Linked DNA regions of Mus musculus: all the other regions are linked to region 3. The links are chromatin loops, found by intact Hi-C in ENCODE. Cell type or tissue: heart. All regions are shown on one strand.

The links. A loop is a pair of places that touch in the nucleus more often than their neighbours do. Peaks named below come from ENCODE experiments on the same cell type or tissue, not always from the same donor. Only the 100,000 strongest peaks of a DNase experiment are listed, where the experiment ranks them.
Region 1: it touches region 3 in a loop (7-fold over the local background); 6 of 42 quality-filtered maps call a loop at or near these places.
Region 2: a loop joins it to region 3, with 5 times the contacts of the local background. A loop is called at or near these places in 6 of 42 quality-filtered maps.

Annotation. Positions count from the first base shown.
Region 1 is chr13:73,090,564-73,093,063 of GRCm38, forward strand. No RefSeq gene overlaps it. Among named protein-coding and RNA genes, the nearest start is that of Gm30154, 41 kb to the right of the region's middle. In heart, a CTCF peak has its summit at 1,518 (motif pointing right); no DNase peak of the experiment used is centred here.
Region 2 is chr13:73,086,608-73,089,107 of GRCm38, forward strand. No RefSeq gene overlaps it. Among named protein-coding and RNA genes, the nearest start is that of Gm30154, 45 kb to the right of the region's middle. In heart, a CTCF peak has its summit at 1,394 (motif pointing right); no DNase peak of the experiment used is centred here; H3K27me3 peaks cover 393 bases.
Region 3 is chr13:73,404,925-73,407,424 of GRCm38, forward strand. No RefSeq gene overlaps it. Among named protein-coding and RNA genes, the nearest start is that of Eprn, 59 kb to the left of the region's middle. In heart, a CTCF peak has its summit at 1,037; no DNase peak of the experiment used is centred here; H3K4me3 peaks cover 816 bases; H3K27ac peaks cover 577 bases; H3K27me3 peaks cover 820 bases.

The sequences.
Region 1 (2,500 bases), 310 kb before region 3:
CAAGACAGTATACTGTTCGGGCTGTATGGCTGCTACTTCTGGTTCTTTGCCAAGTCTCAGTGAGAGAGCTGCAAGCAAAGGAGAAAGACACCAGGCATGTGCAGCCTGGATGAGTCATAGAGGTGAATATAAAGCTAACTTTTTTTCTACTTTTAAGCCTGTTGTGGATTTTTAGGTTTTGGCCTTTGGTTTCAGGGTTTTCTGCTGATAAGTGCATAAATGATAGTTTTTACTTGATAGTGAAAGTATAAAATCTAACGTGAAGCTTCAGAGCTTCAAAATGGCCATTCCAACTGTGTAGAAGTTTGCTGAGATGTATAGACTTTTATATATATATCCTTATGTGATATATGGTGATATATAACTGTATATGATATATAACTGTATATGATATATGCACATATATAAGGTTATATTATTTATAAGGTTTTATAAATAAGATTATAATATATGTATTTATTTATTTTATATATAATTATATATAATCTTATATGGAATAAAAGTTTTGAGGAAAGGGCTGTGTGCATGATTAAAATTGCAGACAAGGAGTGTGTGAAGAAAGCAGCTGTAACCGTGAAAGATTAAAAGTATTAAAGAAAAGCCTGGTGCTCTGCAGCTGGGAAGAGGAAAGGGTCCCTGAGGGCAAGACCCACTCACCAGAGGTGGTAACTCATCAAAATGCAAATATTCCTGAAAGAGCCTAAACTGAGACTGCCACCGAAAGGGTTCCCTGCTGGACATAACTACTAGAGAAGCATTTCCTTAGATTTAGGCACCACGTCAGACTTAGATTTGTGATCTAAGAGTGTCAGCCTACATTTGACGATTGGAGCAGAATCTGAGAGTAGCATCTACATGAGGCTGGTCCCGCAGACATGCAAGATGTAACAGAGAACCCAGGTTCCACAAAGCTTCTGAGATGAGGCAGTGTGTGGCAGGAGGTGCCTTTGCATAAAGCTTTAAAGGTGAAGCTTATGTTATAGCTAAAGCCCCTAAGTTGCAATGCTGGATGTGGCAGGAACTCTGTCAAGGGGAACTGCAGGTGTGGGGTGGAGTCGGTCCAAGAGCGGTCACATGTGCTGAAGATAGCAGAGATGAAGGGGTAGGGCTGCCAAAGACCAGTGAAGCCTAGATGATTCCATCACAGTCCCCCAGTGCTGAGCATGATCTGCAGGGTCTGGTGTTTGCTGAATTTGGGTCTTGTTTCGCTCTTATCTCTCCTTTTCCATCCACCTGTTCTCCAAATTGAGCACGTGACTGTTTAGTCTACATTGTTATATATTGGATGTATGTGGCTTGTTGTTGTACAAGGATCATAGTTAAGACATTGCTTTAAGAACAGATTGGACTTAGGGATTTTAATTGTGTTTGAGCTGTTAAAGACTGTGGAGGCTTTTGAAGCAGAAGAATGCATTTTGCATCATGAGATGACTGTAAGCCTATGGAATCCAGAACACGTGTGGTTTGAATAGAAAATGCCTTCAAAGGATTATATGTCTGAACACTTAGTCCCCAGCAGATGGTGCTGTTTTGGGAGATTTTGGAACCTTTGGAAAGTGGGGCCGTATGGAAGGAAGCTGTCCACTGAGGGCAAGCCCTGAGGTTTCACTCTCTGCTTCCTGACTGTGGATACAATGTCATGAGCCTCCTCTCACTCCTCTTATCATGCATTACCCACCATGATGGGCTGGATTCCCTCAAACGGTGACCTACTACAAATCTTTCCTTTTTTAAATTGCTTGTCAAAATATTGTCAGGTATTTTGTAACAGGGGGAAAAAAGAGTACATAATGCTTGTGACCCCAAAGTACGTTTCTTTATTCTGTGTACCAGGCAAAAGGAGGCCCTCACTCTTTAAGATGATTAACATTCATTTGTACCAGCTGCAGCATGTTGATAAACTGTTTTAAACATTTGTCTTGTACATATCCCTCCTTTGGCAGAGTGTATGACACTGGTAGAAGAAAATGGTCTGACAGGCAGGTCAGCTGCACACAGGTTACAGTAGGAGGACTCAACTTACACTCAACAGACCTGACCTTCACTCCTGCTCACCAGGACACCTGACACACATGTGGCTAATATGGCAGTCATACTCTTCCCAGGACCTTGCTTCAAGTTGGTCATAGCTCAACACTATGATGAGACATTTCTTAGTATGAGCTGGGTCTAAACACAGCCCATGGAGTAGAATATGATTACAGGTCTTCGTTACATGTTCTGGGAATGATGACTTGAGTTCTGGTACTAACGTGTCCATCTAGATGACACTAGAATTAGGTGACAAACATCAGACTCTGTTGGACCAGGAAAGATATGGAGTCCTTCAAGTAGCTCCTAATAGAAGCACCTACATCAATAGTCTGGAGTTGTATGCATTTTAATGCCTATTGGAGTGTTTGGGAATCTGTGTCATCTAACTTCACAATGATGGGGCCATTGTAACCCAATGTCCCACTGCTGCCCCATCCAATAGCATCCCTCTTGAGAAGAGTGTGGG
Region 2 (2,500 bases), 320 kb before region 3:
GTACCAGGGTCATTGACAGAGAAGATCAGTCTTTCCCTTTGCCCACACTCTCCCTTGCATGAATTTCCAGGGATGTATTGATAAGTCCCTGCTTCCAATTGACTGGTCACATCTCAAGAGTAATTCCCAGCTGTCTTAGATGGACTGTGACCTGCTGGTCTTTTATTCCTGACTAGGGATGTGATGGACAGATTTGGAAGAAATGAAGTCTCTTCTCACTGGTTTGTATCTCACTCTGCACTGTGGCTTCCTTGCCTGGAATGTGGTCACAGCCCTCCTTCGAGCTGTGGTGGAATACAGCTGGTGGGAGATAGGCAGGACTGTGAAATTGGAAGAACAGGTCCCAGTAGCAGAAGTTCAGAGTCTGCAGCAAGCATCCTGGATCCCCAATGGTCGGTTATACTTTCTGCTTCTTAGTGATAGCCTATATGGGATACTGTCCCTGTCAGCTACACTATGACAATTGTACCCCTGTATCTACAGCCTGTGTATTGCCTGGACTCTACACAGAAATTTTGGCCCAGTATCCTGAGATTAGCCATGTTTTTATGTGTGGTACATGTACCCTCTGTCTGTACCTTAGAATGGGTGATCAAAAAACATTTATCAAGGGGAAAGATAATACAAGGAGAGTTTAAGAAAGGGAAGAGATGGGAAGACAGAACAGGAGGAGAAGGGCTCTATCACAGGACAATCAAGGACTGTATGCTCATTCCAGAGCAAGCACAGGCCTAGACTAGCTTCACCACTAATTCACTGAGCATAAGCAGACCTCTGAACTAGCTGTGCCCCATCTCCTCAGTGAGTGGGGTGTGCAACTTGAATATGATCTCAAATAGAGGTCAAGTAACTATAGACGTTGATAAGCAGACTGTGAATGTGAGGTTGGACTGGGTGAATTCTTTCTGAATCATAGACATCTCTGGGCTACAAAAGATCGAATAAGGTCTTGATGGTTTTTACTGTCTGTTCAGAGCCCCAGGGCCCCATCAGATGAACTACCAAGGGAGTAAGGCTGAGCCAGACAATGGCACACAGCTGTGATCTTAGAGGCTGAGGCAGGATAATCACTTAAGCTTAGGGAGTAGCCTAGAAAGCCTCTACAGAAAAGAAGAAGAGAAGAGAGAGGTGAGAGGAGGGAGGAGGGAGGGGGGAAGCGAAGGGAGGAGTGGGGAGGGGGAGGGAGGAGAAAGGAGAGGAGAGGAGAGGAGAGGAGAGGAGAGGAGGGGAGGGGAGGGGAGAGGAGGGGAGGGGAGGGGAGGGGAGGGGAGGGGAGGGGAGGGGAGGGGAGGGGAGGGGAGGGGAGGGGAGGGGAGGGGAGAGGAGAGGAGAGGAAAAGGAGAGAGGGAGAGTCAAGTTCTGGGGCCCAGGACACTTGTATCTGCTGTTCAGAAATATTGCCACTAGATGGTGCCAGGTCCATTTTTGCAGCAGCACCTACAGGTTCTAGGTAGACTTACCTCACAGGTCAAAAACAGGTGTGTGTGTGTGTGTGTGTGTGTGTGTGTGTGTGTGTGTGTGTGTGTGTGTTCACTTAATGCTCCTTGTCCATCAGACAAGGCCACTAGAAAAAGACACATCTGGGAGCATGAGTTTACTGCCCCACATCCCACCCCCTCACTGTTGCCCCTGTATACCCTGAAACACAAAGGAGCCTAGGCTGGAAGATCTCTTCCCCCATTTCCTTGAGGTTGGGTGGAAAGAAGGAAGAGAAGACATAGCAGAATAGGTAATTCATGTTACAACTAAACTGAAAAATGAAACAGGCACCCCTGTACATAGGTACAGAATTTTAAGGCTCCAGAAGTTACATGTAGTACAATGTGCAAGATCTATAGACTCCAGAAAACTGGCTCCCAAGCCTTACCCATGTCTGGTTTGACCTGGTTCACTCTTGACAGATCCACAAGGCATCGTGCAGAGGACTTGCCTTAGGCTTTCTCAAGATGCTCAGGTGTACATCTCCTTGGTTTACACCTAGCGGCCGCTGAACACCACACCAACAACTATATTGTGTACCATTACCTGGACACTGACTTAAAACCTGATGCAGAGGATGGCAAGATGGCTTGGTGGTTAAGACCACTTGTTGCTCTTGAAGAGGACCTAAGTTTGATTACCAGCACCTACATCAGGTATTTTACAACTGCTTATAAGTCCAGCTCCAAGAGACCCAATGCCCTTTTCTGGATGCTGAGGGCATCTGCACTCATATGCACATAGATACATGCACACACACACACACACACACACACACACTATAAGCCATGTAAAGGGAGCAATGTCCCCTTCTTGTATCCTAACCTCGAGACATCATGGAAAGAAATGGCTCTAACAGTAAAAGTGCCTGGTCAGTTGCTGAATGCATTCTTTGAGATGCCCGTCTTTCCAAGTAGAGCATCAGAAACACAGGCCCAACTACCTCTGGGCACCTGTGATGTGCCAGTTGGTTTGTCTTGGCTTCAGCTCAGTGCCTGGTGCTAGTTCCTCAGAAGATAAT
Region 3 (2,500 bases):
AGTGTGACCTGAGCAGGGGAGGCTTGTCTGCAGGGCCCAGGTGTATGCTGAAGCAAAAGTGCAATACAGGTGGGGATTCTTGGGGCCAGGTAAGAGCCTAGGCATCTGTACCAGTTGGTTTGTCTGTCAACTTGACACAAGCTGGAGTTATCACAGAGAAAGGAGCCCCTCTCGAGGAAATGCCTCCATGAGATCCAGCTACAAGGCATTTTCTCAATTAGTGATCAAGGGTGGGAGGGCCCATTGCAGATGGTGCCATCCCTGGGCTGGTAGTCTTGGTTCTATAAAAGAGCAAGCTGAGCAAGCCAGGGGAAGCAAGCCAGTAAGTAACATCCCTCCATAGCCTCTGCATCAACTCCTGCTTCCTGACCTGGCTTGAGTTCCAGTCCTGACTTCCTTTGGTGATGAAGAACAATGTGGAAATGTAAGTTGAATAAATCCTTTCCTTCCCAACTTGCTTCTTGGTCATGATGTTTGTGTAGGAATAGAAACCCTGACTAAGACAGAATCTTTGCCACAAAGTCTGCAGGCCAGTGGTTTCCAACCTTTCTAATGCTTCAGCAACCCTTTAATACAATTTTCCATGTTGTGGTGACCCCCCTCCCACTATAAAATATGTCTTTGTTACTTTATTACTGTAGGTTTGCTACTGTTATGAATCATAAATATTTGATATGTGGCACTGGGGGGGGGGGGTTGTGACCCACAGGTTGAGAACTGCTGCTGTAGGTCCAATTGGGGTGAGGCAGCTATACTGGGATATGGGTGGGAATCTCCTTTACCGATTACGAGATGATCTTCAACTAGGCTGAGAAATGGAGAGTGTTAGCAAAATTGCCTGTGGGAAGTGACAGGGTTTCTCTTGACAGGTACTCTGACCCGTCTCTTCCCACCACTGAAAAACTGTCCTGGGACAAGCTCAGCCACAGACCTCCAGTCTCCTGCAACCTGACACCCTAAGGTCAGTACGTAACTGGAGCCAGACCCTGCGTCAGAGCCTCAGGGTTCCACGTTCCCAGAGCAAGGGCGCCACCGCTGGGCGGGCGAGGGGAGGTCATTCTGCAGGCAGATTGAGACTCTCGAGGGGATGCCCTGATTGTGGGTCTTTGGAAAAAGGAGGAGACTGTTCCCCAGAATCCCTTTCATAGGGAAGTGGGCAAAGTCGCAATTGATACTCCTACCCCTACTCTGGAGACCAGGCCGGCCACGCTCTACCGGAAAGGAGAGGACCACTCTGAGTGGAATGTGAGCCAGTAGTTTCCGAAGCTGGTTGGAGCAGGGGGAGGTCCCTGCCAACTTCCAATCCCTAGATCCTTTGCCTGAGGTCATAGGCTAGGTAAACGTGGTCCCTCGGTTCCCCTCCTGGACTGCTGAAAGACTGTGGAGTAGAAGGGCTGCTCCACCCCTCAAGACTCTTTTCTCCACTCCAGCTGCCTGGATCCCAGCCTGCCTTGAGCACCTTGCCACTAGCCTGTAGTGGGCATCCTTGACTGCTCCCGCTTTGGACAGTTTCACAGGCTCTAGGGCCCAGCTATTGTGGCCCATAGCCCTTGCACTTCCCTCTATCCTGGGGTTCCGCTGCCCTCACTTCTGCTTGGATTCGGCATCACCCCCTGCTTCTCTCCCTCTGTCCTCCTCTTGGAACCCCTAAGAGATCCTCAGTTGCTGATTGTTTGTATATATTGCTTTCCTCCCGGGTCTAACTGAATACTAAGCCGGTCCCTGCTTTCCACTTTCTCATGGAACTCCTGCCGACCCTTTCTTACCCTTCCAGAACTCTCAGACTCTGATCTCAGTCCCCACACCTGCCAGGCAGCTACAAACATGCTTGGATTCTCTTTGGAACAAGTAGGCTCCCAGCCCTGCCTGTGGACACTGTCCCAGGACTGGATGGATGGATGGATGGATGGATGGATGGATGGATGGATGAGCAAGCTAAGGAATGAATAAGCATCTTTTCTTCCGGGCACTGGCACCAAGCTTTCAGTCAGTCCAATTTGGAGGACTGAATTGAGCTTATCAAGTTTGAACACAATTGTCTGCTACAACCCAGTTATGTCCCCTGCTGGTCTATAACATCCAAAAGTGAAACAGTTGCATTTAAGAACCTCTTAAGTCTGAAAGTGAGAAAAGCCTTGCACAGTTTTCTCTCTTCTTTTCTGAGACCCCCCTGGCTGGGCATTTGGCTGCACACCAAGCTTCTTGCCTTCTAGCAGGGTAGGGGCACCTCAGGGAAGGCTATTATTCCACTCATCTGCTGGCCACTGTAGGGGCCCACTGGACTTCACCCTTTCTCTGCAGTCCTGCAGATACCATGATCCCTGTCCTCAGTGATAGTAAGGACTCGCTACAGCTGCAGAACCAACTGGATTAGGACATTGTTTCTGTATAAACACCCATGATGGTCCTCTACTTCAGAAGACACTCATCTAAGCATATCCTCCTAAAATCCAGCAAACATGATGGTACACATCTGTAAGCCCAGCATTTAAGATGCTGA